Regions from separate parts of the Mus musculus genome. Here all the other regions are linked to region 3. A link is a loop called in an ENCODE intact Hi-C map of the cell type or tissue named here. Cell type or tissue: heart. All regions are shown on one strand. Each heading gives the region's core, and the rest is flanking DNA. Links, peaks and the distances in the headings are about the cores only. Region 1 overlaps Ube2g2 (ubiquitin-conjugating enzyme E2G 2). Region 2 holds the start of Icosl (icos ligand). Region 3 overlaps Gatd3a (glutamine amidotransferase like class 1 domain containing 3A). Region 4 overlaps Aire (autoimmune regulator (autoimmune polyendocrinopathy candidiasis ectodermal dystrophy)). Region 5 holds the start of Gm51807 (a long non-coding RNA gene).

The links. Peaks named below come from ENCODE experiments on the same cell type or tissue, not always from the same donor. Only the 100,000 strongest peaks of a DNase experiment are listed, where the experiment ranks them.
Region 1: it touches region 3 in a loop (2.3-fold over the local background); 6 of 42 quality-filtered maps call a loop at or near these places.
Region 2: it touches region 3 in a loop (6-fold over the local background); 17 of 42 quality-filtered maps call a loop at or near these places.
Region 4: it touches region 3 in a loop (5-fold over the local background); 39 of 42 quality-filtered maps call a loop at or near these places.
Region 5: a loop joins it to region 3, with 5 times the contacts of the local background. A loop is called at or near these places in 8 of 42 quality-filtered maps.

The regions. Positions count from the first base shown.
Region 1 is chr10:77,624,689-77,630,973 of GRCm38, forward strand. Ube2g2 (ubiquitin-conjugating enzyme E2G 2) reads left to right here. Exons shown (of 6, transcript NM_019803.3): 2 at 6,038-6,073; 3 at 6,161-6,206. Among named protein-coding and RNA genes, the nearest start is that of Ube2g2, 5.5 kb to the left of the region's middle. In heart, for the core only: CTCF peaks have their summits at 3,004 (motif pointing right) and 5,508; DNase peaks (open chromatin) are centred at 1,443, 2,166 and 3,023.
Region 2 is chr10:78,065,847-78,072,131 of GRCm38, forward strand. Icosl (icos ligand) reads left to right here and starts at 3,522. Exons shown (of 7, transcript NM_015790.3): 1 at 3,522-3,689; 2 at 5,315-5,433; 3 at 5,892-6,245. The coding sequence starts at 3,679. Gm51775 (a long non-coding RNA gene) reads right to left here and starts at 4,629. Exons shown (of 3, transcript XR_003948913.1): 1 at 4,614-4,629; 2 at 2,029-2,095; 3 at 114-1,827. In heart, for the core only: a CTCF peak has its summit at 3,854 (motif pointing right); DNase peaks (open chromatin) are centred at 1,625, 2,885, 3,425 and 3,825; H3K4me3 peaks cover 1,828 bases; H3K27ac peaks cover 1,364 bases; H3K27me3 peaks cover 3,054 bases.
Region 3 is chr10:78,156,610-78,162,894 of GRCm38, forward strand. It overlaps Gatd3a (glutamine amidotransferase like class 1 domain containing 3A), which reads right to left. Exons shown (of 7, transcript NM_138601.3): 7 at 5,457-6,109. The coding sequence ends at 5,981. Among named protein-coding and RNA genes, the nearest start is that of Gatd3a, 10 kb to the right of the region's middle. In heart, for the core only: a CTCF peak has its summit at 3,550 (motif pointing left); DNase peaks (open chromatin) are centred at 2,802, 3,522, 4,312, 4,794 and 1 weaker place; H3K4me3 peaks cover 826 bases; H3K27ac peaks cover 455 bases.
Region 4 is chr10:78,028,967-78,035,251 of GRCm38, forward strand. Aire (autoimmune regulator (autoimmune polyendocrinopathy candidiasis ectodermal dystrophy)) reads right to left here. Exons shown (of 14, transcript NM_009646.2): 11 at 5,620-5,741; 12 at 5,415-5,523; 13 at 2,855-2,923; 14 at 1,056-1,358. The coding sequence ends at 1,278. Among named protein-coding and RNA genes, the nearest start is that of Aire, 12 kb to the right of the region's middle. In heart, for the core only: no CTCF peak of the experiment used is centred there; no DNase peak of the experiment used is centred there; H3K27me3 peaks cover 153 bases.
Region 5 is chr10:77,981,479-77,987,763 of GRCm38, forward strand. It overlaps Cfap410 (cilia and flagella associated protein 410), which reads left to right. Exons shown (of 7, transcript NM_026431.2): 4 at 106-335; 5 at 1,392-1,563; 6 at 2,038-2,113; 7 at 2,941-3,960. The coding sequence ends at 3,069. It overlaps Pfkl (phosphofructokinase, liver, B-type), which reads right to left. Exons shown (of 22, transcript NM_008826.5): 22 at 5,469-6,285. It overlaps Gm51807 (a long non-coding RNA gene), which reads right to left and starts at 2,946. Exons shown (of 3, transcript XR_003949012.1): 1 at 2,504-2,946; 2 at 1,140-1,837; 3 at 334-1,013. In heart, for the core only: a CTCF peak has its summit at 3,386 (motif pointing right); DNase peaks (open chromatin) are centred at 3,311, 4,302 and 4,899.

The DNA of each region.
Region 1 (6,285 bases), core at 748-5,747, 530 kb before region 3:
AGGGCCCAGCCTAGTCAGAATGTTCTGTATTTAATTCTGGTACATCTGCTGAGACTGTTTCCAGACAGTGTCACAGTTCCCACATTGGGGTAGACTTGAGATTGTTTTACAATGACAGCTGTTTTTGTGTATTTGTGGGTGGGCAGGCGAGTGCCACTGTGCATGTGCAGAAGTTAGGACAACTGACAAGGGTCACATCTCCCTTCTGTGTGGAGCCTGGGAATTTCGAGCTTGGCCTGTCAGACGAGGCAGGAGGTGTCTCTGCCCACCAAGGCAGCACGTCAGAGTAGGGGCGTGAACCAGAGCAGAGCTGTTCACCTAAGGCCAGACACGGGAGAAGTAGAAAGGCTGGGTCCCTGCATTCCCCTTAAGGATCTGCTCTCAGTGCCTCCCCTGCTTGTTGCCTGGCCATGCTGCTGCTCCCTGCTATGATGCACTGCCTTTTCATAAGCAGGCATTCTCTCATCTCAGGTGACTTTCCTCAGGCACTTTGTTACAGTGATGGCCAGCTGAATAACTCGGTGTCCATGATACCCTGCTTGCAGAGCAGAGCAGGACAGTGACCTAGAGTCTTCATCTTCCCAGCACCACCAAGAGTTAGCGACATACCGAGTTGTCATTCTTTCTCTTTCTATTGCCGTTCTGTCTCTGGACACTGTGTGGTTTTCGTTTGTCTGTCTTAATAGAAGTTGTACAGTGTATATATATATATATATATATATATGTGTGTGTGTGTGTGTGTGTGTGTGTGTGTGTGTGTGTGTGTTCTTTGCTTTGCCCTGGGAGCTCTTACCAGCCTTGTGTCAGTTTCCTTTCTCTTGAAGCTTGTGACGGCAGCCTCCTCTCCTTGCTCAGTGGATTTCTCTTTATGAACAAGCCAGCATCCCTCTGTTCTGCTCCTGGCAGACACTGAAGTTACTTGCAGTTTGACTCTTAGAAGTACTGTGAGCAGATTTGAAAATCTCCTGGTGGACATGTGCAGGTTTGCATTGGAAGCATAATTTAGAGCCGTGCCGCATCTGTGTGAGCAGCCGGCGTTACAAGATATGCTGACCTGTTGGTCACTGTGGCTCTTCTGGTGTGTGTGTCATGGCCACCACAGCTGAGTTAAGTGTGTGCTACTGCTCAGGCTTTTCACTCATACGTTATCCTTGGGGTCTTCACCTTGTCTGGTAGGTGTTAGATGGCATCCTGGTGGCTTGAACTGTATGTTAGTGATTGCAAGTGAGGCAGCGGGATCCTTTCACATACACAAAAGGCCATCTCTGCCTTTTCTGCCAAACGTCTGCCTCTGGCAGGCTTTACACAGCGCTGACTTTTTCTCGCTGGACTGTAGGATCCTGTATGTTTGAGTGTGTCACATCCATGCTGTGAATAATAGCATCCTTGGAGTGCCCCGCCCTGCCCTGGGACTGCTCTGTCCCTTCTCCCCCCTGCCCCTCCTAGGTAGCACCGATTTGCTTTCACTCACTGGAGTCTTGGTGCGCCCTTCTTCGGGCCTCTGCACTCAGCACAGTTGTGCTGAGCTTGTCTGTGCTGCAGTGTACCCTTACCCTTCCAGCAGCAAGTGATGAAATAGAACGGGCAGTTACAGCTGTTGTGTAAAAGTCCTGGCAGGGCTCAGCAGGGTGGAGTGAGATTCCACTATAGTTCTCTGAGTCGCCATTGAAAATATATTGGTTGTTTACTTCTGGGAATTTCCACTGATATTTTGATATTTTCAGACCTCTGTTGACGTAAATATTCACAGACAAGGGAGCACTGGCTTGTTTCTTTTCTTTTTAAAGGTTTTAATTTTATTCTGTGCATTTGGTCTTTTTCCTGTGCATATGTCTGTGTACCAGGCGCATGCCTAGTGTCTGCAGAATTCAGAGGAGGGAGTTGGATCTCCTGCAACTGAAGGTGTGAGCTGCTGTGTGGTTGCTGGGAACTGAACCTGGGTCCTCTGGAAGAGCAGCCAGTGCGCTTAACTGCTGAGTCGTCTCCCCAGCCCAGCAGTGTCCTTTGTAATATAGAGTCATAGCCCATTGCATGGTCAGGCTGCACTGTTTAAACATTGGCTTCTTGATGACCATTGAGGTGCTGCCAACTTTTGGCTGTGACAACAAGACCTGCTGTGAACATTGTGTGCTCGTCTCTGTGGCATCTCACTTTGGTTTCTTCTGCACCGACGCCTGGTTAGTGTAAAAGGAAGTACCCAGTTGTTAGTGTAAAAGGAACTACCCAGTTGTTCGGTATAGCTCTGTCTAGTCTCACTGGCACGGTGCTCCACCACTCTGCCCCTTGTGTTTGTTTTTCAGCTCAGGGTTTCTCCATGTAGTCCTGGCTGACCTGGAACTCACCCTCTAGACCCTGCTTATCCGAGGCCTCAGTGAGGACGTGGGAGGATGGATCAGGACCTGACCTTACTTGACATGTAGTTTCTTCTCCATCTGGTTGTCTCCTCGGCGTGTCCAGGAGCTTCCTGTGCAGTGTGTAGGAGTAACCTCTGCAGCCATCTTTCTTGTTTTTTTTTTTTTTGTTTGTTTGTTTTTTTTTTTTTAAAGATTTATTTTATTAATATATGTAAGTACACTGTAGCTGTCCTCAGACACTCCAGAAGAGGGAGTCAGATCTTGTTGGGGATGGTTGTGAGCCACCATGTGGTTGCTGGGATTTGAACTCTGGACCTTCGGAAGAGCAGTCGGGTGCTCTTACCCACTGAGCCATCTCACCAGCCCTCTTTCTTGTTTTTACCAGTCAAGGCTTCTAGAAATGGAATCACCAAATTCGAGAACAGTTTATAGTTTGTTTGTGAGATGGCTATTTAAGCTACCTTTAAGAAAAATAGTTTTTAAAAAAATCACCACTTAAAGGGAATGGTTTTTGAAAGCTTCGGATATGTTTAGTAATTGTTTCTCTTCTGGAACTTGTGTTTATCACTGAATGTGGAAGTGTGTGGTTTTATGATTGTTAACCAGTGCACATTGTCCTGAAGACTGCCTGCTGTTGATTGCAGTTCCTCCCTGACCAGCAGGGGTCACTGCTGGATAGCAAAGTGACTGGGATGGCACAGGCTGTGTTGAGCCTGGGTCTCCATTGCTGGTCTCTAGATGCAGGCTTGAAGGAAGAGTATTCAGGGACAGTCTAAAGGGGACTCCCACAGAGCATACAGCTTGGCTGCATTTTGCCCTCGGTGCCCCTTGTTCACAGCACCAGGCCTCTTCCCCACCCCTACATTTCAGCAGGTCAGAATCTATCTGCCTCCTTTGTTGAGTGTTAGATTCTGACGACTGAGAATGTACAGGCTCTGCAGACTGCTCTGTTGTTGTTTTGTTTTTTGTTTTTTGTTTTTTTTCGAGACAGGGTTTCTCTGTATAGCCCTGGCTGTCCTGGAACTCACTTTGTAGACCAGGCTGTCCTTGAACTCAGAAATCCGCCTGCCTCTACCTCCCGAGTGCTGGGATTAAAGGCGTGCGCCACCATGCCTGGCCCGACTGCTCTGTTCTTTATCCAGTCTGTTCCTGTGAGGAGCTCCAGAGGGACACTGTAGAGCTAGCTGTGTTGCCAGTGTGTGCCCGTAGCCTTCATGGTACCTGATGTCCGCCTCCTTGCCTCTTTGAAGTGTACACACATCTATCTGTACCAGGGCTCTTACCCTTCTGTCTGTCTGGCTCTTTTCAAAAATCTTTTTTTTTAAAGGTTTTTTTATTATTTGTAAGTACACTATAGCTGTCTTCAGACACTTTTTCTTCTGGCTCAGGCCCTGCTCGCTCACTGTAGCTGTCTTCAGATACCCCAGAAGAGGGCATCAGATCTCATTACAGATGGCTGTGAGCCACCATATGGTTGCTGGGATTTGAACTCAGGACCTCTGGAAGAGTAGCCGGTGCTCTTAACCGCTGAGTCATCTCTCCAGCCCTCTTCAAAAATCTTAATTGCCACATCTCTCCAGCCCCTGGTTCACTTTCTCCCACCAATATTCTTATTTATGTTAATTATTGTGTGTGCTGGGGGTGTGGAAGTGCTCACACCATGGCACTCATGTGGGAACTGTGTTCTCTCTTCCATTGTGTGCGCATGCACTGGGCATCAGACTCAGGCCATCCCCTGCTGGACCTCTCCGTAGTCACGCCCTCTGTTGTGTGTCTTTCAACTTACTCTTCTTTCCTTTTTTTTGGGTTAATGGCCAAAAGCCCCTTAGATGGTCTGGCGTTGTTTTCCTTTGCAGGTTTCCCCACAGTATAGCTGTCCCAGCCCTTTGGTAATGGATTGAGTGAGTGCACACACACAGTTGAGAGTCGGCATGGACTTAGAGGTTCATGCTGTGGGACTTCTGGCCCCTTCCAGGGCCTGCTGTAGTTCCCTGTGCTGAATGCATCCACAACAGGATGTGCTGTCGATGTTGGACGTTCCTTCCCACCCCCACCCCTTTTTGTCTTTTCACTTTGCCCTCTCCACAGCTTACTAGGTATAATCTACTGCAAGGGGCAGCAAGGTGGGCAGTGGCAAGTACTCCCTGCCCTGATTTTTCTGTGAAATCAAAGGTAACCTCATTCATCTAGTATGTTCCTGTTAGAGCATGCATGTCTCTCTGTGGCCGCGTGTTCTCTCTTGAGAGTTTGCACTGTGCAAGACTCATGCTCTAAGTGCTCGTGTGTGGAAACTAGTTCAGGGATGGATGGATGGATGCTGACCTCAGCAACTTTGACCAGCTCACCATTTCCTATTGGCTTTCAGTTTCTTTGAATGATCTGTTTCCAATCTCTGTATCTGGTCCTTTTGCCTTAATCTTACTTGGCAGAGATTTATTAATGTTTTGGTTTTTCAGAGACCATCATTTGGCTCTGTAGGTCTTTTGTGTCCTTGGCAGATTGCATTCTGCCCTGGTTTCCTTACTGTGTTCTGACTTGTCCTAACGTGGCTGTTCCTTCTCCTTCCATTTGCCATTTTTCCAAATGTGTCCACAGGCTGTGTTCATTTGTTGGTCATTACCACACAGTGTTGGATATGAGTGACTTTATGAAACAGAACTGTTCATTTGGGCACAGTGGTGCGCACACAGACATTTCTCATTTGGGAGGCAGAGGCCAGAGGTAGCTGCAAGTTTGAGGCCAGCCTGGGGCATAATGAGTTTCGGCCAGGCCAGGCTTTATATAGTGATACTCAGTTGCTGTTTATTTGTTTTTGTTTTGTTTTTTTTTTTTTAATCTCACATTTTTGGATTTCAAAGTACAAGAGCAGGGTCAGTGGGAGAGCAGCGGGTGGCCCACATTGTGGTTTGAGTGCAGGGTCGCACATGAGGGTGTGATCACACCTGGAGCAGGAAACCAGAGAGTAGTTACCACCAATTGTGGTGTCACACACCCAGTGTCACACACTTTGTCATGCCCCCACCTCTCACAAAGGTTGTGTTTTTCCCCACCCCCACTCCTGCTACCCTGCTTTTGAACCTTGACTCTTAGGGACACACCCCAGACCAGAACCTGACATAGGTAAAAGTCATGCTGCCAAGAGTTGACATGCCACCTGGTGGCAGAGCTAGACACTGGTCTTCAGCAGGTGACCTTAAGTGGCTGTGATGCTGTAGTGGGCTCATCTGCCATTGTCTGAGCTTGTGCTGGGTGGTGGCACAATCAATCGCTGACCTAGAGAGTGGATCTGATTATGTCAGTCTCCCTGCAGCCTGAGCTTGGCCTCTCATCCTTCTGCCCTGTCACATTCAGAGAGGTTTGTGCCAATTCTTAAAATGTTAGGAAATGCCATTTAATTAAAGAATACCCCACTTTAGATCTCTGAGCCTTTGTCAGAGATGCTGGCAGGAGCACTCTGAGAGGCAGTCTGCCGCCTTTATTTCCACTTCTTACTGGTGTAAAGGGCTGCTCAGAGCCATATTGGTTTCAGGCCTGGGCACTTATCTGGGGACCAAGAGGCACCCTTTTGGAAGAAGTGTCCCCTGTAATCTGTAGTTTATATGATTCATGGAAGGAAGTGCTTTGCTAAGTGACAATGTAGCACACATTCTGTTTGGTAATGGCTATGTTCTTTCCCTTTATAGAATTAACCCTGAATCCTCCAGAAGGAATCGTGGCAGGTAAGGGGCTTGGGTAATTTCATTATGGTGTCCTTCCAGTTGCCAAAGCTGTCTTCTAATTAGGATGTGTTTTTTTCTTCCCTGCAGGCCCCATGAATGAAGAGAATTTTTTTGAATGGGAGGCATTGATCATGTGAGTTACTTTTGTGAATTACGGTGTGTCCGTTCCCCCCCCACCCCCCCGCCATGCTTTACTAGAAACTAGACATAAG
Region 2 (6,285 bases), core at 740-5,739, 91 kb before region 3:
TTTATTTATTTATTATTATAAATAAGTACAGATGGTTGTGAACCACCATGTGGTTGCTGGGATTTGAACTCAGGACCTTCGGAAGAGCAGTCAGTGTTCTTAACCTCTGAGCCATCTCTCCAGCCCTCTCTTTTGTTCTTTTTATAAAACACAACAGATCCTGTCTCAAAATCAAACCAAAGCACAAGTCTGTATCTGTTGTGATCTGTGCAGTTCAGGGTGTGCATTAACTCATGAGGAATCTTAGTATCTTACAGCAATGTGATCTGTGCAGTTCAGGGTGTGCATTAACTCATGAGGAATCTTAGTATCTTACAGCAATGTGATCTGTGCAGTTCAGGGTGTGCATTAACTCATGAGGAACACTTAGTATCTTACAGCAATGTGATCTGTGCAGTTCAGGGTGTGCATTAACTCATGAGGAACACTTAGTATCTTACAGCAATGTGATCTGTGCAGTTCAGGGTGTGCATTAACTCATGAGGAATACTTAGTATCTTACAGCAATGTGATCTGTGCAGTTCAGGGTGTGCATTAACTCATGAGGAACACTTAGTATCTTACAGCAATGTGATCTGTGCAGTTCAGGGTGTGCATTAACTCATGAGGAACACTTAGTATCTTACAGCAATGTGATCTGTGCAGTTCAGGGTGTGCATTAACTCATGAGGAACACTTAGTATCTTACAGCAATGTGATCTGTGCAGTTCAGGGTGTGCATTAACTCATGAGGAATACTTAGTATCTTACAGCAATGTGATCTGTGCAGTTCAGGGTGTGCATTAACTCATGAGGAATCTTAGTATCTTACAGCAATGTGATCTGTGCAGTTCAGGGTGTGCATTAACTCATGAGGAATACTTAGTATCTTACAGCAATGTGATCTGTGCAGTTCAGGGTGTGCATTAACTCATGAGGAATCTTAGTATCTTACAGCAATGGTTCTCAACCTCTGAACCACTGCGATCTTTTAATACAGTTCCTCAAGTTGTGGTGACTTTCATCCATAAAGTTATTTTTGTTACTACTTCATAGCTGAAGTTATGTTACTGTTATGTCTTGTGATATAAACATCTATGTTTTTTGATGGTCTTGGGTGACCCCTGTAAACAAATTATTCAATCCCAAAGGGGTTGCGGCTTACAGGTTGAGAACCATTCTTCCATCAGTGTTGGGTAACTTACTTGGTGGTGCATAGTTTCCAAGAAGCAAAGGTGGGATTTGAGCCCAGCCATGTATTTGCCACGGTCTCCTGCAGGCTCCCAGGGGCTCCTTCCCTGCACCTGCCCAACTCTGCCTAGTGTCCATTTCTAGCCAAGATATAAATCACTTCCTTACTATGCTAAGGTCCCTTTGTTTAGCAGCATTTGGCTTTCTGGGATTCCAGATGTTGTGGGGAAGTGCAGGGCACTAATTTTTGCAGAGCTCCTGTCCCTGCCGCTTTGCCAGCCATAGCATAGTCCAGGTCAGCCATAAAAGCCCCTTCAACCTTTGCTCTCTACTGCCTGCCTGGAAGAACTGCTGAGTGAGGATCAGGACACAAGGCAAGGAGTGGCATAAGTGTCAGCCAATGGGGGCGCTGTTCTGGCCCCTGGGCATCAGTGATAGGCCCAGATGTTGATGCCAAGTCAGGCCTATCCAATCAGAGAAGCCTCGAGATTAGTGCTGGGGGTTGTACAGCTGGAGTGGAGTGGACCAGAGCTGGGGAGCCTGTGGCCAGGAGAGTTGGAACATAGGATGTGGTGGTACCCTATCGGCTCCATCTGCCAATTGATGCCAAGGTGACTCCCCAACACGGGCTTCTGCTGAGTCCTCAGTGCTGCCAACCTAGTGGGGGAGAAGAGCAAGTGAGGCCACCACTCCCGATGTGCGATGTACTTACCAAGACTCCGGGTTGACTCCTGGATTATGTCTGCCAGAGCCCAGGGGTCAAGTTCTGATAACTTCTGTTTTTTCCTAGCACACGAAGAAGGTAGCCCCCCTCCCTGCAGGAGGGCCAACCCCCACCCCCACCCTCAGGCTGCTTACCTCGGCCGCACTGGTCCCCACCTCTGCTTGTCTCTTCTGTTCTTTTGTGCTTGTCCTGGCCTGCTCCCTGATGTTGATAGCCAAGAGCCAGAGATTTTTAGTTTCTCTCTCTCTCTCTCTCTCTCTCTCTCTCTCTCTCTCTCTCTCTCTCTCCTCTCTCTCTCTCTCCTCTCTCTCTCTCTCTCTCCCCCTCCCTCCCTCCCTCCCTTTCTTTTTTTTTCAAGACAGGGTTTCTCTGTGTAGCCCTGGCTGTCCTGGAACTCACTCTGTAGACCAGGCTGGCCTCGAACTCAGAAATCCACCTGCCTCTGCCTCCCAAGTGTTGGGATTAAAGGCATGCGCCACCACTGCTCGGCTTCTTTTTCTTTTCTTTTCTTTTCTTTTCTTTTCTTTTCTTTTCTTTTCTTTTCTTTTCTTTTCTTTTCCTTTTTTCTTTTTTCTTTTCTTCTTCTCTTCTCTTCTCTTCTCTTCTCTTCTCTTCTCTTCTCTTCTTTCCTCCTCCTCCTCCCCGCCTCCTCCTCCACCTTCTCTTCCTTTTCTTTTTCGAGACAGGGTTTCTCTGTGTAGCCCTGACTGTCCTAGAACTCACTCTGTAGACCAGGCTAGCCTCAGACTCAAGAGATCCACCTGCCTGCCTCTCCCTGGCCTCCCGCATTCTCAATTCACTGGCAGGTGGGGCGGGGAGGGGGCGTGGGGGTTGAGGGAGAGCAGGGAATGGGGTGAGAAGAGAGTCCTGAGCTTAGACACAGGCTCAACGCTTATGAACCGTTAAGGCTCTCCCAGAGTGAGTGCCAGAGAGCACGAGGCTGGGAACAGGATTGCCAAGTCTGGCTGGCTTTGGAGGAGAAAATGGACACTTCATTCTGTGTTCCACAACTTTATCCCTCACCAAGCCTTCGAAGTTGGGTGATGGGAGATCTGGACAAGAGTGGAGCCCGTCTTCTCCTCCCTTTCTCCCTCCTGCTGGCCCCTCTCTCCTCCCACTCGCCTGGCTTTCACTTTTTAATTCCTAGTCGTTAGGTTTTCTGATCATCTACGGTCTTTGGTCAGCCCCAGGTCCGGGCTTTGAACCTTGGTTCATCTTCTACAAGACAGGGCCCAACATCGGGCTCTAAAAGAGGGACGCAGGGACCAGGCCGGGAATGTTCTGGGCAGCGTTGGGGGGGGGGGGGGTGGGGGGTGCAGCGGCTGAGTTTCCTGTCTTCCCACCCTCACCCTAAGCCTCAGTGCCCAGACTTTCGGCCGCACCGGAGCCGGCCCTCCTTTTGCCCTCGCCGGGATCCACAAACCACCCCACACCCTGGCACCTGTAACTCATGCCCAAGTCTCCGACCCTGCTCAGCAGCCGATTGGGTTACTTTCGGGAGCGGGAGAGCGGAGGCGGAGCTCCCCGCCTCCAACCCCCGCTCGGAGGTGGCCGGAGGGATGGGCCGAGGGCGGGATCCCGCCTGTGCCCAATTAGCCAGGCGCGCAGCGCTAGCGAGCGCAGTTACAGCGGGTCTCCTGCCGCCAAAGCCTCAAGAACCCCAGATTTCAGCGCCCCAAGCCTGGAAGCTCCCCAGTTCTTCGTGGCCCCCAACAGCTCCGGAACCCCAGCCGCTGCAACTCTCCGCGTCCGAAATCCAGCACCCCGCAGTCTGCGCTCGCACCATGCAGCTAAAGTGAGTCCGTTCGCTGTTGTGTCCCGTGAGTGGGGTGGGGGAGCCGGGGACCCACCCGAACTAGGACTGAGATTGCCCGACGCTAGCGCAGCGGCTCTGTACCGGCGCAGATGTGCCCAGTTCCGGACGGCTAGCGGCCACACCTGGACCTGCCGGCTTGGACGGCAGGGGGCGGCGCAGGGCTAACCCGCTGCACCCGCGGACCAGACCCCGGCGCGTGGGCGGCTGTAGGCGGAGGAAGGGCAAGAGCCGGTACTGAAGGTGAAAACTCATAGCAGCCATGGGCACTGGCTTAGCCGCCGCCGCCCTTCTCCCTGTTGATTTCCCAGAAGGGAGGATGTGTGTTACCTCAAAGGCCAGCTGATACCCAGTGCATGGGGACAGGACACCTCCTTGTACACTTGACTTCCCTCACAGATCCAGACTGGGCAGGGGAAGTGGGAGGTGTGTAGGAGGGGTGTGTGTGTGTGTGTGAGAGAGAGACAGTTTTGCGCTCCGGCGTTTTGCAAATATTTCCCTCAGGCACTTGTACCGTAGACACTCCATCTCCACTGGCTACTTGCTGAGGTCCTCAGTCCACAAGTGTCCTAACCACAGAGTCTCCAGGGATAGAAAAGGGGAGACCTTGCAGGCTACCGAGTGCCTGCTGGCCAGTGGCTGGCTTGAGTTTGTGGTTTGCCCACTAATCATTCCTGGGGACACCCCCCCCCCCCCGTGTGTGCGTGTGTGTGTGTGTCCATCCATCCCTCCCTGTGGCTTCCCAAGGGTTTCTTTTGAGACAATCTTCTGAGAATTTCAGGGCTGCTGTTGAAAGAGAGGGAGAATTTTTGGTTGGTTGGTTGGTTGGTTGGTTGGTTGGTTGGTTGGTTGGTGTTTTTTTGAGACAGGGTTTCTCTGTGTAGCCCTGGCTGTCCTGGAACTTACTCTGTAGACCAGGCTGGCCTCAAACTCAGAAATCTGCCTGCCTCTGCCTCCCAAGTGCTGGGATTAAAGGCGTGCGCCACCACTGCCTGGCTGAGAGTGAGGTTTTATAAAAGGTGTGTGGGCAACTGTGAAGTGTCTGTGACCTGCTGCAGGGTCTTAGCCCCTATAGAGAGTCTCCATAGAACAGACGGCCTTGGGAGACTAGGCAAACTCTGGCTAAAGTATCCAAGACTGCTTTAGAGTAGGGTGAAGTGCCCTTCTTCCCACCACCCTTCTCCCCCCCCCCCCCTCACTCCCACCACCAACCAGACCTCTAAAAGGAGGCAGCTAGGCTGAGATACATAGGACACCGTCTTTTGTGTATCACCAAGGGCCTGGAACATGGCATTCCACCAAGTTTGGTTTCAGACAGTCCTGGTTCTCACCTGTCTCCTTTGGGGCCATCAGGTGTCTCTATCTCCTTCAAATGCAGCTTGTAACCATTTCTCTACAGAAGGTTAGGTCACAGGGAGGGGGCACAGACCTCAAAGCAGGGACTCTCAGAGCCCTTTCTCCTCACACAAATCTTTCTGAGTTTGGGAGCTGTTAGACTCTGGGGATTTGTGTTTGGGGGAGGGGGGAGTATGGTCCTGGTTGGGCTCTCTGAAGTCTCAGTGGAAAACCAACCAGCTGTCCTCCAATGGAATTCACATTTCTCCTAGGTGTCCCTGTTTTGTGTCCTTGGGAACCAGGCAGCCTGTTTGGAAGAAGCTCCATGTTTCTAGCGGGTTCTTTTCTGGTCTTGGTCTGTTCTTGCTGCTGTTGAGCAGCCTCTGTGCTGGTAAGTTGGGATGCATGCTGTGTGGCGCATAGATGCAGAACATTAGGGAAGCCCTGGCCACTGCCCCTACAGCCTCCCCAGAGGCCCACTGGAGAAAGCTGGATCCCCATACCTAGGTTGATATGTAGGGTTGGCAATCAGAAAGGGAAGTGCTTTTCCAAACTTTATACTTCTCTTTACATTTCTTGCTTGGGGTCAATGGAATGCCCCTCTTGGTCTCTCTGCATGGTGAATCATAAAAGCCACCTTTGAGGAGAGCTAAGGGTGAGAGCCTGCCAAAGCCAGGGAGGGAACCAACCTTGGCACTAGGTGGAGGCTCGCACCTCACACCTGAGTTTGCTACAAGACACTAACGAGCCCTCCTAATGAACCTTAGTAATGAATTCCTTTCTTGCCTTGGTGGGCTGAGGCAGGATTGGTGTTTGAATCTTAAGTAAATACATTGTGTCACTTTGAAGCCTCTGCAGAGACTGAAGTCGGTGCAATGGTGGGCAGCAATGTGGTGCTCAGCTGCATTGACCCCCACAGACGCCATTTCAACTTGAGTGGTCTGTATGTCTATTGGCAAATCGAAAACCCAGAAGTTTCGGTGACTTACTACCTGCCTTACAAGTCTCCAGGGATCAATGTGGACAGTTCCTACAAGAACAGGGGCCATCTGTCCCTGGACTCCATGAAGCAGGGTAACTTCTCTCTGTACCTGAAGAATGTCACCCCTCAGGATACCCAGGAGTTCACATGCCGGGTATTTATGAATACAGCCACAGAGTTAGTCAAGATCTTGGAAGAGGTGGTCAGGCTGCGTGTGGCAGGTAAGACTCTCAAAGCAGAGATTAGCTTAGCCCAGTGTGA
Region 3 (6,285 bases), core at 704-5,703:
TCTATGTGTGCATCTATCCAGGTATCTATCCATCTATCTATCTATCTATCTATCTATCTATCTAGGTATGTATCTGTCTTCTGTCTATGAAATTGAAGTTGCTAACAACTGTCTGTCTGTCTATCTATCTATCAATTTAGGTATCTATGTATGAAAGTGAAATTACTATCAATCTTCCAAACTGAAAGACCCAGCTCCGTGGGCCCAGAGGCTCACTGGTCAAACCCACACTTTACAGAGGGCATTATGCAATTTTCTACTATCTCTTTTGGAAGACAAAAGCAGAAGGAATGGGCCCTAGCTCATCTGTGAGGCCTGTGTTTCCCTAATACCAAAACCAGACAGACATTACAGAAGACAGAAACTGCAGATCATCAGCTCTCACAAAGGCAGAGATCCTCAGCCAGCGTTAGCAAATACAAATCAACAACGGAGGAAACATCAACATCATTGACCCAGGGAGACTGTCCAGATGCGAATGCCTGCCCCAACGCCAGGAATCTGGGGTATATCATCCACACCAGAGGTTAAAGGAGAAAATCATATTGCTATGAGTGTTATGATAAAAAAAAATATGCAGCGGGGGGAGGGGTGTACTTTTGGTGGACACATGCCAAGGTGTTTCCCCAGAGAATTCATGCCATGCAACAGATCTGGTGCAAAAGAAGTTTATTGGAGGGAAGGGAGGGGAGTAGGGACCCGGGGGACACACAAGTGGACATGTAGACAGGCAGACAGAGGGGGAAGAGAGAGAGAGAGAGAGAGCACTTGTGAGATGGTGGCCGGTTGTCCTTTTATCAGCAGCAACCACCAGGCGCACCTGGCAGTGGGAGGAGTGGCAGGTGATGAAGTAAGCAGTTGCTAGGTCCCTGAGAGCAGGCAGGTGGACTTGCCTTTACACTAACAATGAATACTAGAGGGGACTTTCCTTAACTCAGTAAGAACCCCTAAAGAGCACAGACAGCTAATATCACTTAATAGTGAGAATTTAGGCAGCGACACCCCTCTCGTCATTCCTCTTCAGCATCACACTGGATGTTCTAGCCAGTGCAATAAGATAAGAAAAGGAAAAAAAGATACAGATTGGGAACTCTCTTTGTAGATGCAATGATAGTCTTTGTAGAAAACCAAAACACACACACACACCCACACACACCCACCCACCCATACACACACACACACACACACACACACACACACACCCCTACCTCTCCTGGATCTAATAAGCACCATAGAAAAGTTGCAGAATATAAAGTCGATTGCTTTCCTATAGGCCAACAACAAAGCGCTGAAATTCAAAATTTAAAATATAGCAACATTGACTCTAGTCCCTGCAGAATGAGACAGGTATAAACCTAACAAAATATGTACAAGATCTATGAGAAAAAAAAAAAAAACTCCACAAAACTCTGGTGGAAAACAAAAACAACAGCCAATCAACCCAAGCGCTAAGGAAACTGAGTTATTCCACGCTCAAGGTCACAAAGGCTGAGGCGGCTGTGTTGTCAAGGTGCGGATACTGCTGACACATCCGTAGATTTGGCACAATTCCAGCCAGGAGGTTATTTCACAATGAACTCTTCCGAAGTGTGTACCGAGACAGCTTACGTGATGCCGAAGAAGGAAGCCGAAACAGGAGGAGCAACAGGACTTGATGTGGAGCCTTGCCTCCAGGTCTAGTTGAAACAGTGGTGGTGTGACACATAGACAGGGAGCCTTGGCAAATGCCAGTCGGCCTTGACAATGGGACGGAGGCAACGCAGATGGCAGGCGAGTCCTTCCAGAAGTGCAGCTTGTGGATATCCACACTAGTTACTTCATTTCGCTTCTGGATATAAACACTGGGACACTCTTTGAACACTTGTCATTAATTCCTTTGTTTAACTTTATATCCAGAATGAAGCCTGCCTCTCCCTCCTCCCAGTCCCACCCTCACAAAACCCTCCCCCATCTCTCCTTCCCCGTATGAAAGAGTTTATTCTGCCTCATCAGCCAGAGTAGGCAGCCAGAGCAGGAGATGGCTGGTCACCATCTTTGCATCCACACTCACTAGGTGGAGAAAACAGGAAACGTGCTGAGGCTATGACCCCTCAAAGCCCACCCCCTAGTGTTGCACTTCCCCCTGCAAGGTGGTATCTCCTAAAGGTTCTATAATCTCACCAAACACCACCAACAACTAGGGAACAAGGGTTCAAATACCTGAGACTACAGGGAACGCTTCTCATTCAAACCACCACCTATGGGGTGGAGAGATGGCTCAGTGGGTTAAGTGCACTGACTGCTCTTCCAGAGGACCCAGGACTCAATTCCCAGCACCCACGTGGAAGCTCACAACTGTCTGTAACTCCAGTTCCAGGGGATCTGACTCCTTCACACACACACACACACACACACACACACACACAGAGGCAAAACACCAATGCACATAAAAAAAAAAAACCCACATCATATAAATGCAAAAAGAAAAAAGAAAGAAGAACATAGCACAGGCTTGTCACCCTTTACATTAATTCAAATAGAATCACAAACCTAAATATAAAATGCAAAACTCGGAAAGCCCCAGTTAATCACAGAAGGTGAAAACTAGATGATTTTTTTTTTTTTTGAGACAGTCTCTTGTAGTCCAGGCTGGCCTCCAGTTCACTATGTAGCAGGAAACGACCTGAAATTTCTGATTCTCTTTATCTGCCTCTGAGTGCTGGGATTTCAGGCACACAACCTGGGTAAATTTGCCACTCCTGTGGGGCTGAGGCTTTGGCTGTGTCAACAAAACACTCTCAGGACTCCGCCCCCGGGGGCGGGGCTTCCCGAAGACTGCGCAGGACCTTTTCCCTTTGAGTCCTGCGTGACCACCCTTTCTTGACTATGGCTCCATCACTCACACCTCAACTTAAGAGGGTGGGCAAAGCCCTTTTTGGAGTCCAAATATGAGCGTTGACGAATGATTAATCAGAATGTACAAAAACTAGTAAACGTGACTTCCTCTTCCAGGTGTTTACAGCCGGAGACTGCCCGCCTATAGAGATCTCCTACCGAGGCTAGCTACTTCTGACCCCTGTGCTGTACCTAATAATCATGATGAGGTCCCAGACTGCTGTAGACGCCCTCTATCAAAGTGTGCACACCCACACTAGACTCCGACTCTCCTAGTCTATGTACGTCTGTCCTTTCTTCCTTCCCTTACCACCCCTAATCAGGATTCCAGGGCAGAGCTACAAGAATCCTGAAATAGGAAGGAGAGAGGAAGAGGCAGGCGCTCAAGTGCTCAGGGTGGCTGGGGCAGATCACAGGTAAGGATGAGAAAACACGGAGCAGGTGCTGCCTGTGGAGGCAGTGGGTGCCTCATCTTGAGACCTGGTGGCTAAGATGGAGCTGCCTGTGAAGTGGACTTGGGAAGCAGGGGCACTTGGGGTCCCAGGAGCGTTTCTTATGTCGGTAAGGTGTAGGGTGTAGGAAGCGTGCATCTCAGTAGGCCCTTGGCCTTGGTCAGCGCTGGGGACATTGCAGAAGGCTCCAAGACTGGTCTTCTGCGCCCTCTGGTGGTGATATCTAAAACTACAGCCTTGCTAACGGTTGGGTGGATTTGGCTCTAGGAACAGGACTTGCTCCAAGAATCTGGCTCTCAGGGGCACACCCTCTCACTCAGCCTGGCTTGCTTCCTTTCTTGGTTGATCTCTGACCCATTCCCTGACCTCCCTGTCCATGTGTTAGCTCGCAATCCCCAGGCTCTGCCAACAAGCCCACACTAGACCCACGAGGGCCGGGATCATGGTCTTACAGTGGGGACTCCATCATTTCTAGGAGTCAGCAGCTAACCTCTTGCGTCAGGCCCTGATGAGGGCTTCCTAACCTCCCAAAAATATAGTCCATCATAGTTCCATGTGGCCTCAGCTAAGTGGCCCCACCGCCTGTCAAGTTGGGACAGTCCAGGCCCAACACCACAAGGATGTGATTCACACTGGCAACTCACTGGGCAAGCGCAGTGTGATGGTCACACTTGGTCACTTCTGTGGGGAGCCAGGGAAGATGTTCATGGTGTAGCACAGCAGCTAGCAGCACTGACCTTCCCCTGGAGGTCTCTCCTGGGTCCACTTCCCTCTCAGCTCCCTGTGGCGTGTGGCAGACATGAGAAAGAACAAAACCCGGCCAGCGGCCATTCGTAAGCTTGGGTTCCACTTGTGTACCTTACACTCCTGCAACATCTGAGAACACCCAGGCCACATGGGAGGGACTGAAGTGGCCACAGGTTCTTAGGGGCACTATCACCCTGTGGGCGAGCAGCAGGGCCAGCACGGCTAGTGAACAAGCAGCTTCCGGTCTGCGTGGGAAGGATGTGGCTTTGTGATGAGGCGGATGCTTCCTCCCTCCGCAGAAGCAAATGGGAGCATGCCTGCACACCAGGCCCTCAGTGAGAACAGCGCAGGATAAAAAGCCCATGGGTGCTACTTACCAAACGAAGGATTTCTCAGGCTCCTGCCAAAGAAAAGGCCCGAGTCGGGCAGTGAGATCAACAGATACTCTGCCCAGGGGATGCCACGGCCAGTGGGGAGAGGTGACTAACGCCAACTCAGTAGAGCTGGGCAGCCTGATGGGCTAACAGGAGACTGAAGCAAAGACATCAGGTGGGGTGGGGAAGGTTGTGCTGTCACAGCTGGCGGAGCCACACACGTCCCAGGGCAGGAGTCATCAGCCTGGACGGCCTTGGGAGAATTGGAGCAGGCACTTGTGTATGTGGGTGGGGCAATGCTGGCTCTGTAGTTCACTGTGGAAACTCACTTAAGAGAGGCTGGATACATACACGAGGCTTCAATAGGCCCTCTGCTGAGGGAAGGACAGATCTGGCCTTGGCCTCCCTTCTTTAGTGAGGAGTGAGCTCTTCAGGTTCTCCAGAAGGGCTATCTGGCCAGCAGTTCAGGTGCATGCTATACACAGGTCGTGGTAAGAGGTCCAGAGACCCAGACCACCAAGAATCGGAGCCCCTGGAGCAATCAGTCTTTAGACAATTTAGCCCATGCATAGACACACTGGGAGATGGCAGACATCTAGCTATGGAGGCTTGCCGCCTAGCCTAGTCCTGTTTCTGCCCAGCGTCTGACATAACTGAGCTAGAGGAACAGCTGTTCTCACCGAGGGCCAGTGTTGTAGTAGTCACTGCTACCAATGCCAAGGGACCCTCAGGCTGCCTGGCCCTCTGAAAGAGAATGTTCTGGAACAGAGAAGGACAGACCTCTGACAGACCAGTCTGACACCAGGGCACCACTGTCTTCTACTTTCCTTCTTTACCCAGGTTATACAATCTCACAGCCTGGGGCAACTTCCCAGACCCAGCCAGCAGGCCCTTCCAGGGACCCACAATCGGTGATTTCTCCCTTTTCCTGACGACTCAGAGCCGAGACTCACTGACAACTCATGTCACTGGGTACCGTTCACTAGTTTCACAAGGCCTGAGACATAGCTGAAAGGAGTTTCCATCGTGCGGAAGAGTTTATTCTGTGGCTACAGGGACCTACTACAGAATCCCCGTGGCTTTAGTTAGCTGTCTTTACTCTGGATCAGAGAGCTTTTCTTTATCCACAAACTAGGCACCTCTGGTTATCAGACGACTTAGAACCTAAACTGGTTTCTTCTTTTAAAGCTTTAGTACCCTGACCTATCAGACCCAGGATCGGAGAACCTAAGTCCTTCAACCAGGCTCTGGGAAAGGTGCTTAGATCTTCCATGGGGACACGCAGTGAGGCAAGCCCGCTCCCTCCCTCCCCACCCCATGAAGCTCCTGCTGCTGCTCAGGGCCCAGGGAGGGTCCCTGAGCTTCCTGCTGGTAGAAGCTCAGGCTGGACATACAGAGGCTAAGCTCCTCCTTCAGGCAGGAAGTGTCTATGCTCCTAGTAGCTAAGCGGCTCCTGTGTCCGGGCTGAAGCCATGGAGCACACGCCGGCTGGGGATGCCACAGTCACGGAGGCCAAGCGTGGTCCGGGTGGCATTACTTTCCCGTGAGTTCCAGCACATTCTTTACCATGGCCCCGATCCCGTCGTGGATGTGGTGGAGTGCGGTCTCACACATGAAGGCTGGGGTGGTGACCACCTTGTTTTTCTGGTCTACATGAGCTTCGTGAGTAGACGTTAGGGAAAATCTAGCACTTGGCGGGCCCATGGGCATCGCACGGGAAGAGCCCCACCCGCCCGTCCACCCTTGGTCCTGCCAGTCCCCTGCTGCTCGATGATGTCACGCCAACAAGTCGGCACTGGCTTTAGGAGGAGCTAGCTTCTGACTCACAGGTACTCATC
Region 4 (6,285 bases), core at 590-5,589, 130 kb before region 3:
ATCTGGGATCACCCAGCCCCGCCCTTGCCAACCGCTAGCACCAAGAATGGTAGGCTCTAGGGGTCCTAGCGCTTCATCGTGCGTGACTTCCCCTTCAGAGCATCTCATAAGGATGTAGCTGTGTTTCCCTTGAGGTGCATCTTAGTTAAGGGCCTGATGAGGAACAGCTGCCATCTGGCATCTGGGACTTTTCAATATGTTACAGAGTTCCCAGGGCACAATTCTGAGCTTAGAGCTGCCAGGAAACCCATCTTTCTGAAAGCAACACACAGCCCCAGCCCTCACCATACCCAAGGGTCTGTGCTTTGCCTCTGCACATGGGCTCCCTGCCTCCTCCAGGGTCCCAAGTCATGGCCCAGCACACCCTTGGTCTTCCTTTGATCCCTGCAGTTTCTGGCTTCACAGCCATTATGTTGTCTGAGGTCAGAGCAGTGTTCGTAGGTTCTGTGCCTCCAATTACAATATTCTCCTCTGGAGCCTGCCTGGAAAAATGCTTGGTAATAGATGTACAGTGGGGATTGGATTTAAAAAAAAAAAGATTTATTTATTATATGTAAGTACACTATAGCTGTCTTCAGATGCCCCATCTCATTACTGATGGTTGTGAGCCACCATGTAGTTGCTGGGATTTGAACTCAGGACCTCTGGAAGAGCAGTCAGTGCTCTTAACCGCTGAGCCATCTCTCCAGTGCTGATTTTTTTTTTTTTAATGAGTAAGTGAAGGGACACTGGGGGTGACTGAGGTCTCAAGGACGATAGACACATGGCATAGAAGGACAGGAAACTTCACATGGCAAGGGCCTGGGGTAAGAATGAATGATGGGGAAAGGGGCTTGCCCAGGGAGACTAATACAGGGGTGGAGATGGGAAGAAGCCACTCAGGGGCTTAGGGGCCATGACAAGGCCCCAGGTTTTGCTTCAAGGGCACCGGATGCTGTTCACTCCTCAGGGTTCTTCAACGTGTTCCTTTCCCAAAATAGTGAACTTCTTCCACCCTGGCCTAGTTTTAAGCATCAGGAGTATAGATACCCCCCGAAACAAACATCCACCAGGTGTACCTCAAAGTACATAGAAGTGACTTTAATTCCAGGATATGGGGTGGCCTTGCATCTCTACAAAGATCAGGGCCATCTGCAAGCTGAGTCCAGCAGGCCAGAACCTGCCAGCTCTTGGTCCTAATCAGCCCAGGCCTCTCAGAACAGAGTGCCTCATCCGATGGGGCTGGGTGGGGAGGGAGCCAATGCTGTGCTGCCCACCCCTTCCTGGGCCACCTGTCATCAGGAAGAGAAGGGTGGTGTCTCGGCCAGCGGGCGTGACATGCTCTGGATGGCCCACTGCAGGATGCCGTCAAATGAGTGCTGAGAGAGAGTGACACGGGAGGTTAGAGCAGTCGCACCTCCATAGAGCCATCTTGACATGAAGGTATCACCCAACCTGACCCGCTAGTTCAAGGAGGGGGACTGAGAGCTAGGGCCCATGGGACATGCCAGTGAAGGGAGGTCTCTTGATCCAGTCCTCCTCTAGAGCAGCCTGTGGGCCCTGGGTGTGGCTTCCTCTGCTGGGTCCTTCTTCTCTGCCAACAGGACTGGGAAGTCCTGGAGAAGGTCCTCAGTTTTTCCAGTGTCCACCCATGCTGGATCCTCTCTCTCTCTCTCTCTCTCTCTCTCTCTCTCTCTCTCTCTCTCGTGCTTCTGCAGATCTGCCTGTGCATGGCCCTCTGCCCAGGGCAGGTCTCTGTCCCTCAGCCAGTTGAGTCTCCCTAAATGTCAGTGGACACTGAAGAAGGCATGTGGGCTCCCTGGGGTATGGGAATGACCAAAGGAGTTTGTGCCCTTGCAATAGATGGGGCCCTATTTCATTTTCTAGAAGAAATTCATTCTTACTATTTTTTAATTTATATATATGCATATACACATAATATTCACACACACACACACACACACACACACACACACACACACACACACTGTAGCTGTCTTCAGACACACCAGAAGAGGGCATCAGATTCTATTACAGATGATTGTGAGCCACCATGTGGTTTCTGGGAATTTACTACTTTTAAGTATGTATGTATGCTGGGCAGTGGTGGCACACACCTTTAATCCCAGTACTTGGGAGGCAGAGGCAGGTGGATTTCTGAGTTTGAGGCCAGCCTGGTCTACAGAGTGAGTTCTAGGACAGCCAGGGCTACACAGAGAAACCCTGTCTCGAAAAACCAAAAAAAAAAAAAAAAAAAAAGTGGGTATGTACATGTGTGTATGCACCTATGTGTATATGTGTGTCTGTGTGTATAAGTATGTGTGTGTGCGTGATGTGTGTACAGATGCCCGAGGAGGCCAGAGGTTTCAGATCCCCTGGAGTGGAATGATAAACAGTTAAAAGTCACCTGACATGGCTGCTGGGACCCCCCCCCCCCAAACTTGGGTCCTCTGAAAGAACAATGCTCTTGCATTTCTGTAGCCCCTCAGGTTTTTGAGATAGGGTTTTATAATGTAGTCCAGATTAGTATCCACCTCACAGTCCTCCTACATCTACCTCAAGCACTGGGAATCAAAGACCTGGGCCACCTATCCACCTCAAGAAACAGAAAACTGAGTTGGGAGGGGTAAGAGAGAGGCCCCTGGAAGACCCTCCCAGCTTTCCCTGAAAAGTCAAGGGCTTAAACCCCCTGGCTCTGAGGTCTTGATGTGAGGATCCCAGATGTGAGGTTCCTGGAGGAGGCCAGCACCCTACATGGAAACAAGCTCTTCTAGGAAGAGCAGCTATGGGGGCAGGGTAACACTGGTCTGCTGGTGCTGCCTACTAGGGGCAGCAAAGAATCTGTGAGCACAGCCCAGACTAGGTGACAGATTACCTCATTGAGGAGGGACTCCAGGTCGTCCCTATGTAGAACAGGGTCGTGACTAGCAGAGTCGTCCCCTACCTGGAACCAAAGCAGAGAATCAATAGTCAACCCAACCTAGCAGCAGGCTAGGGACCAGACGCAGGACTTGGGGCAGTAGACTGTACTCCACCACAGAGCAGACTCACACCTAGTACCTCAGGCTGGGGACACAGGCAGGCTGAGGGCAACAATCTGTCCTATATATTCCCTGTAGCCCCTAAAGAGACCCGGTGGCTAGCACCCAGCCAGTGTCTCTCTGCTTTCACTAGTCACATGAGCTGAACTTAGTTGGACCTGCCCTGGCCATAGTGACAGAGCTCCAGTCAGGGAGTGGCAGGCTCTGTCAGGAGTTCACAGTGAAGCCAGTGGAGGCCCCATTGCTCAATCCTCGTCTTCATTCTAGAAGTGACTTTCACTGTTTGTGGCTAGACTCTAGGACAGTGGTTCTCAATCTTCCCAATGCTTCAACCCTTTAATACAGTTCCTCATGATGTGATGACACCCCCCCCCACCATAACATTATTTTTGTTGCTACTTTGTAACTGTAATTGTGCTACTGTTACGAATCCCAACTCTCAGATATTTCCAACAGTCTTGGGCCATCCTGTGAAAAGATCATTTGGCACCAAAGGATCACTGAGGACCACTGTTTTAAAGGCTCAGCAAACCTTGCCCCATGCTTTACTGGGTCCTCCAGTAGAATCCTAGGAGCAATAGATTCTGATGCAGCCTCCCAGATGTTCTCAATCAGATAAGGTCAACCTGCAACTAGGGGGGCAATTTATCAGGGAAAGCTGGAATCTAGCAGTGAGCTGCGCATACACTCTGCCACCTTGCATAACACATCTTTACAAGATCACTCCATTTTACCCATGAACCTGAGAGACAGCTAGGGGCCCAAGCCTGGGGTCCATGTCTGTCTTAGCAGTATTATGCAATGGCAAGTGGATAGAGGTGGATACTGCCCTTTCCTCCTTGGGCCTCCAGACAAAGCTCGGTCCCTGCCTGGTTAGTAAAAATGGAGGTGACATAGAGATCCACCTGGGTAGAGGACTTGGGTAGGTGGCTCTCGGGGTCATCAAAAGCCAGCAGCTTTGTTTGGCTCTGCTCCCCAACTCTCTCTCTCTCTCTCTCTCTCTCTCTCTTTCTCTCTCTCTCTCTCTCTCTCCAGGCCAATAGTTGGCCGCCCTGGAGGTCCCAGCCATTCTGATACCTGTTCTGCAGACGATCTGGCCCCTGGGTGCCTCCCAGTCGTCTCATTTCAAATTAAGCCAACTGCTCTTAGGTCCAGAGCTCCCTGATCAGAGCTCTGAGCTCTGAGGCCCACGGACTCCCAGGAACCCAGTACCAACAGTGAGTTCATAGCTATTTGGAAGGTTTCCCTTTAAAATACTTGGTTATGTCTAGAAAGGGTTCGACTGCGTAGCCCTAACTAAACTGGAAGTCACGATACAGACCAGACTGGATTCTAACTTACAGAGACCAACCTATCTTTACTGCTGGGGGCTAGGGTTAATGTCCTGCCCTACCACTTCCAGCCTTTCCCTTTTAAATAGATTCAACTTATCAAAATAAGTTGTCTGTTTATTGAAAAACACTTTATAAAAGTAATTGAGGAGCCAGAATTAGTGACATACACCTTTGATCCCAGCAATAGTCTTAAAGCAAACAAACAAAAAAACAAACAAGGGCTGGGAAGTGGTGGCACACACCTTTAATCCCAGCACTTGGGAGGCAGAGGCAGGCTGATTTCTTAGTTCAAGGCCAGCCTAGTCTACAGAGTGAGTTCCAGGACAGCCAGGGGAACACAGAGAAACCCTGTCTTGAAAAACCAACCAACCAACCAAACAAACAAACAAGGACTGGAGAGATCTTCCAGAGTCCAATTCCCAGCAACTACTTAGTGGCTCGCTCACAACCATCTATAATGGGGATCCAATGCCCTCTTCTGGTGTGTCTGAAGGCAGCTACGATGTACTCATATAAATAAAAAAGAAATCTTAAAAGATAAAAAAGGGGGGCTGGTGAGATGGCTCAGTGGGTAAGAGCACCCGACTGCTCTTCCGAAGGTCCAGAGTTCAAATCCCAGCAACCACATGGTGGCTCACAACCATCTGTAACAAGATCTGACTCCCTTTTCTGAAGTGTCTGAAGACAGCTACAGTGTACTTACATATAATAATAAATAAATCTTTAAAAAAAAGATTAAAAATGATTAATTTTTAAAAACAAACAAAAAAGTTAGTCCAGGAATAAGGGTCATGTGCTTTTAATTCCAGCAGTTGGGAGGCAGAGGTAGGTGGATCTCTGAGTTTAAGGTCAGCTTGGTCTACGAGTAAGTTCCAGACAGCCAGAGATCTGTAGTACCTCAACAAAACAAAACAAACCAACAAAAATCCAAAACAACAAACAAAAAACAAATCCCCCAAACCCAACCAAACAAAAAGTAATGGGACACACGGTTATTGGATATGGGTTTAAATTCTCCTCCACTCCCACAGGGTCTCACCTGGACTGAGCAGACACTGACCTTGGCAAGCCCAGGTGCTGGACGGGGCCCAGAGGTGGGTACAGCTTCGCCCGGTGTGCCTGGCGTGGGAGTCGAGTCTGCAGAGCAGGATTTGCAGCGGAGATTGGTCCTGTCCGAGAGAAGTGGGAAAAGCTCACTGGCTCGGAGAACCTTCGGGGTGGGTGAGATCGCTGGCTACTCTGCCACCCGGTGCCCCCTTACTCACCCCGGCCGGGCGGCGGCCGTCGGGAAGTGGCAGCGCCAGTGGAAGGCAGCGGCACAGTGTGCACACCGCAACACCTCGGTGCCATCGCCACACACACTGCATCGCGCGCTTGGTGCTGGACCCTGCAGGGGCAACATGGGCGGCAACCCAGCCCGTGTCCTGCTCACCCCACCAGCCCGGGTTAACTGGGAAACCTCAGGGTTTCAAGTCGCGTGAGTGGGACTGTAAATTCTGAGTTCTGGATGTCCCGAGGGGAGCAGGGGTCAGAAAGCGGCCTTTCCAAGCTGCTTTCCACGGACCAGTCCATCCTGGGAGTCCAGCTCTGATCCTACCAAATGTGGGACTCCAGAAGAGCTTTGGAGGAGGGAGAGGGTGGGGAAAGACTGCGAGAGGATGATGGGGAAGGGGCAGTGAGCGGGATGTAAAGTGAATAAGTAAAATAAATAAATTAATTAATTAAATTTAAAAGTGGGGACTCTGAAAAAGAAAAAAAGAAAGGTAACCAACAGAAGTGGACAGGGTCTGTGGATTCGAGATGTTTGTTGTCCTGCTTCATGATGGGGGAGGGTGTATCATCTGGATAACCAAGCTAAGCCTGTCTGTCTGTCTGTCTGTCTGTCTGTCTGCCTGCCTGCCTGCCTGCCTGCCTGCCTGCCTGCTTGCCTG
Region 5 (6,285 bases), core at 503-5,502, 180 kb before region 3:
GACCTTCTCTTGGTACCCATGGGTGAGGCAGACCCACAGGTGGAGGCCGCTGGCCCGAGGAGGTTGAGACCGTATGGATCCCTGACAGTGTGCTGGTCCCTGCAGTGTCAACAGTGTCTCCACCCTGGAACCGGTGCGCAGCTGCAGGCGCCTGAGCGAGCTGTACCTGAGGAGGAACCGCATCCCCAGTCTGAACGAGCTGTTCTACCTGAAAGACCTGCCACACCTCAGGGTGCTCTGGCTGGCCGAGAACCCGTGCTGTGGCACCAGCCCGCACCTTTACCGCATGACCGTGCTGCGCAACCTGCCCCACCTGCAGAAGCTAGACAACCAAGGTGGGCTCTGGCATGGCCACCCACTGGCAACTGAGGTGGGGCCCAGTTTTTCCTGAAGGAACCACTGAGGAGGCACCCCTCCTCCCCATCTTCTGCAGCCCCCAGTGTACCCATTGCTCAGTCCTTGTGAGAGTGTTCCCTTTCAGACATGCCATTGCAGGGTTTAGTACCCTCAGGGGTCCTGTCATAATCCCACCTGGGCTTACGTGCCTCAACAGTCTCCTCCTTCTGCCTCCCTCCATAAGAAAAATCCCTGTGCCGTGGTGAGAATGCACAGTGACCAGGCAGCATGTGGTGGTCTCAGCTGGCAGCCAGACCTCTGGAGCCACACCATGCCCACTGACGCTATGTCTGCATGCCCCTCTGTCATGGTGGACAGCCCTGCCCTGGACTCTTGGCAGAGTCCATCTCACTGACTCCATGGGATGATTTTTTTAAGATGTATTTATTTATTATATATAAGTACACTGTAGCTGTCTTCAGACACACCAGAAGAGAGCATCAGATCTCATTACAGATGGTTGTGAGCCTCCATGTGGTTGCTGAGACTTGAACTCATGACCTCTGGAACAGCAGTCAGTGCTCTTAACTACTGAGCCATCTGTCCAGCGGAGATGATGTTCTTAACAGTTTCTGATCCTCCTCAGTTACACACAGTTGTCTTCTCCCAGACACTTACTAAACAAAAAGTGAAGCAGGGTAAATAGGTGAACTCCATTCCTTTTAAAACTTCCAGGCTGACAGCAGAGAACCCGCTAGCATTTGCAAGGCCCTGGGTCCAACCCCAGCACCACAGAGGTTTACCTGGATTGGAAGTGTTGCTCTTAGATGCTGCGCCTGGAGGGTCGCAAGCACCCCTTGCCCTTCTGACAGGTGTCACACATTCTGGGGCTGGGGATTGGAAAGAGCAGGACTAACTGTCCCCAGGGGCAGCGCCTCTGCCCTCTCCAGCACATGGTGCACACAGCAGTAGGCCTGCTGAAGCCTGGAGGAGGCACTGCGTGGAGGCCATGCTGCACAGACCTGATGCCGTACCCTTCCTGTCCTTTCCACAAGCTGTGACCGAGGAAGAGCTGACCCGCGCGCTGATGGAGGGAGATGAGATCACTGCCGCCCCGCACAGAGAAGGTGCAGGCAATGGCTGTCCCAAGCCCCCCTACGCCCTCAACTCTGTCAGCTCTGCAACTGAGACCAGCCAGCACCTGCTGAGCTACACAGAGGAGACAGAGTAAGCCTGCGGGGAAGCAAGCCCGCACTGCCCCAAGGGTATCCTCAGGCAGGAGAGGGAGACTTCCCATCTCCTTGGGGGGGGGGGGGGGGCGTGACCTCAAGAACCTGTCTGTGCACACCAGGCCGTGGGTCCTTTAGAGGGGCCATAGCTGACGAACTGGAGATGAACTCTGTGGGAGTGGCGACAGGCCACTGTTGGGCTCTGAGTCTCACTTGGGTCACTTCTGGGCCTTTCCTGAGACCCTGGGTGGAAAGCATTGCCAGTGGGAGCCCTGGGCAGAGAGAAGTTGCTCTTGGTGGCTCTGGGCCCCTATTCTGCACACTGGCCATTATAAAGGTACCTAGATTGAGGGCGCCTGCTTTCTGTCTCCTGCTCTGGGCTAGGACCACATGCTAGTGTGCCGTGGCCTAGAGATAGTGGTGCTCAGAGCCCTGTGACTGTCATACCCTAAGTGTCTCCTCTCACCAACAGAGTCCAGGGCCAGACTACCACAGACCAGTCTCCTTCCTTCTCACCAAGGGACACGATGAGGAGTCACAAGAATAGGGTGAGTGACCACTGCCCCCTCTCTCCAGACAGCAGCAGAAGGCAGGCTTCCATGGGTGGAGATAACACGGGGTCAGAGCTGAACTCATAGGAGGAGTGCGGTCCATGAGGCAGGAGTGTCAGCCACAGCACCTGAGCTTAGTTCTGCTTCCTACTCCAGCATGCCAGAGCACCGCCTCACTAGGTCACTGTCCCCTCAGGATCCCTTCCCTCTTCACTTGCTGCTGTTCCCTACCCCAGCGCGCGTGCGCGCGTGCACACACACACACACACATTCTCTCTCTCTCTCTCTCTCTCTCTCTCTCTATTCCAAGAGCAGAGCTGTGTTCACAGTCTCCCTTCCCTCACCAGGTCCTCAATTGCCAGAAAGCACTTGTCTCCCCACACCTACCGGGCACCCTCCTCCCTGCTGCTACAGTAGGTGCTCCTGCCTAGTGAACAAGGTCCACCTTCAGCTGGTTGCCTTGGACCTGCATCTGTAGAACAAGGACACACACAAGGGTTTGCAGAGGCCTTAGTATGCTATAGAGGTCAGGGGTCAGAAGCTAAAGTAAGTTACTCACTCCTGGCCTGTTCCTCCCAGTGAGCCACCGGTGCTGCCCCTCAGCTATGCATGCCTCTCACCTTTGGGTTGGAAACACCCCGCTCCACCACTTTGTATGAGGATACCACTCTGAGGGGCATAGGACCCTCAGACCCAAGCCTGGCTGCAACTGGATAGGGAACAGTGTACCAGGGTCTGTACTGTGGCTTCCTGGAAGGTCTGAGGCTTTCTATCCTGTAAAGGATGCCACCAGCCAGGTCTTAGGTCATTCTTTCTGTCCCCAGAACATCCTGACTGCCATATTGCTACTGCTGCGGGAGCTGGATACGGAGGGGCTGGAGACTGTCCAGCAGACCGTGGGCAGCCGGCTACAGGCGCTGCACAGGCCGGAGCCCCAGGAAGACATGGAGTGATTTCAGACGCCCCAGTATCTGGACCCTTTTATATCCTGAGGAAACACAGCCCTACCTGGAAAGCCTTCAAAGCAGGCCCAGTGGCTGCCAGCAAAGCAGACCCCTCTCCTGTGCTGAGGGCTGGCAGAAATGCTGCCCACCAGCATGGTCCCTGGGACTTACCTGCTGAGGCCCAAAGCTCTGGGCACTGTCTGACCCTTCCTCAAGGGAGGCCTGAAGGAGCCATACCCTCCAATAAAGCACTTTCTGTTTGAGCTGGAAGGTCTGGGACAGGAAGCATCTCGGGGCCTTGACGTTGAGGTTCATGTTGTTTCTCAGCCGCTAGGGGGAGCCCTAGTATCACTGTATCAAGCCTACCCTTGGAGATGCCTAGAATATCTTTACGGGGCACTGTGTCCCAGCTGTCCTTAGACATAGCCTGGGAGAATGGAATTTTTTGTTTTTTCAGGACAAGGCTGGTCAGGACACTGTCCTTTTTCTTTCTTCTTCAGGAGAGGGATGTCACCTGAGTGACTGTTGCTCGTCATTCTGAGGCGCCAGATGCCATTGGTAAAGTTGTCTTCGTTAGAGCCATTAATTGGGGGAGGCCCTGTAGCTTACCTAGGCAGGGCCACCTTGGTGCCTTGGGGTGACCTTACACCTGCCATAAGAGAACGAGCCAGGAAAGGCCCCAAGATTAGCATATGTAAAGCAACCTAAGCAAAAAAAGTCTAGAAGGGCCCTTAGAGGGACAGGTAGAACATGCCAAAGAAGCCTGCTGGCTCTGTAGATGACCTGTAAGGGTCTTAATGCTGAAGGTTCAGGGCAGCTGGGCCCTTGGCTTTGCTCCACCGCTGGCCCACTTCGAAACCTGGGAGTGCTTTCTCTCTTAATAAACTGTTTTTACCAGTGTCTGTGTCCCAGGCCCACTTCCTCGTTCCAGGATGTAAGATTCTGGAAATGCCCAGCAGGTTCCCTCAGGACCACACCCCATGCCTGTAACGTCCTAGCTTTCCATCCTCCTGTGGCACACTCACATATACCCCAGGGATGGGCAGACTACCAGCTGCACCGAGCCCCCAATCCCTGATCCCCACTCCCAGCCTCTGCTAAAGCACAGCTCATATCCCTACCTGGAGCCGAGCGTGGGACATTCAGCCACATCTGGAATCTTCCAGATCCAGCCCCTTGAGCAGAACAGGAATTGGCCTTTCAAGGGTTTGGTGCCCTCCCATCCAACTCACAGCGGGGAGAGCTAAGGCTGGAGGTGTAACCCCCTGGAAGGGTGGATGTGGTGCAAGAGAAGAGAGGAAAGAGATGGCTACTCTGTACCTGAAGCCATTGCTATCACCAGGGCCCAAAGCCACCTTGCAGCCAAGCAGGTAGACCCTGAATCTAGCAGGGGTTCCATACTGAGAGTTGAGTCCACGCTGATGACAATGACCCGACTCCACCTGGCCATGAACAAAATGAGCCACACAGGCCCACCCTTCATGCCTCCCCATTGCAGAACCCCCTGTGTAGCAGACGCCCAGACTGAGCAAGCGGCTGGGTAGGTGCTGCTCTAATCTTCAGATGTCCAACTATAGCCTGCCATGTCCCCAGGCCCTGCGCTGCTTTGGGGGTGGAGGGAGAACACACTAACAGGTATGGACATTGATGGTGACTCTGGAACAAGCACAGGTGTCTCCCAGCAGTCCTGAGAGACCTGAGCCTGTCAATTAACCTGGAGAATTATTAAGAGGCCTTACGGTAGCCTACGAGGCTATTCCAGGAAGGCTTAGTAAAGGGGGAAGGCCCTCTCCAGGGACTGCCTCCGCTAGCAGGCAGCCCAGATATTGGGTGCTCCAAGTAAAAGGCAGTGCTGCCTGCCAGCCCTTCTTGCTGCTGTTACCACCCTCTGCTGACATCAGACACAAACTCTGACTTTCCAGTGTGGCGTGAAGATCCTCCAGGCCCTCAGCACTAGAATGGAGCTGCTGTGAATTTAGCAGCTCCAGGGCTCTCAGCCTCCCCAGCCAGCAGATGGCTGTTATTGGTGAAGTCTGGATAAAGATGGCCCTCACAGGCCCATAGGGAGTGACACTATTGGGAAGTGTGGCCTTGTTGGAGGAAGCTTGCTACTGTGGGGTGGGCTTTGAGGTTTCAGGAGCCAGGCCTAGTGGCTCACTGTCTTTTCCTGCGCCTGCAGATCCAGATGGAGAACCGTCAGCTACCTCTCCAGCACCACATCTGCCTGCATGCCGCCATGCTTCCCACCATGATGGTAATGGGCTAAACCTCTGAAACTGTAAGTCAGCCCCAATGAAATGTTCTCCTTTATAAGAGCTGCTGTGGCCATGGCGTCTATTCACAGCAATAAAACCCTAAGACAATTAGGCTACCAAGCCCATTTGTGTAAGCCAGTCTGGCGAACCCACTTTTACAGTATATATACATTCTATTGGTTCTGTTTCTCTAGAGCCCTAATATACAGGCCTTGTTGCCATGTGCTCAAGACCAAACCCTCCAGGGTGCTGTGATATGACACTTACACTCCAGGACTCTGCTCCCAGCAGCTTTGGGGGCTCCAGCCAGATGAAGCAGCTGGGTACATGGCCTGCAATACCCCCACAGAAGCCTTACAGTGACCCATGGGGGGAGACGTCTACCCAAGGAAACCACCGCCCCAATGCGGCCTGCAGGTCCACAGAGCCAAAGTCACAACCCTTGACCTCCATACACGGAGAAACCAGAAACAGCCTCCACCTATTGTAAATATTGTAAAAATCCAGGCACTGTAGAGGATGGACCCAGCAGCAGCTCACGTAAGAAACCCTGATAAGGGGCTTAGAGAGGGATCTGAGGTGGGGCTGGCCAGGGCTCAGCCCTTCATAAACTTCTCTGAGGAGCCAACGTCCCGACCTCAAGAACCTCCTGAAGGGCAGCAATCAGCCAAGAACACTATACTGACAATGACAGTCTCCTCTCCAGACCGGGGCACATTGCCCACAGGCCGATACCCCAGCCATTCCAGGGCAGGTATGGGGCTCACACGAGCCTCAGTAGCTCTCTAAGGGCTCAGGTCTCCCTAGTCTCTTCCCGGGAGGGTTCCCTAAATTCCAGTCTTGTAGAATAGCTGTGGGCAGGACTGGAGAGATGGCTCAGCGGTTAAGATCACCAACTGCCCTTCCAGAGGTCCTGAGTTCAAATCCCAGCAACCACATGGTGGCTCACAACGGTCTGCAATGGGATCTG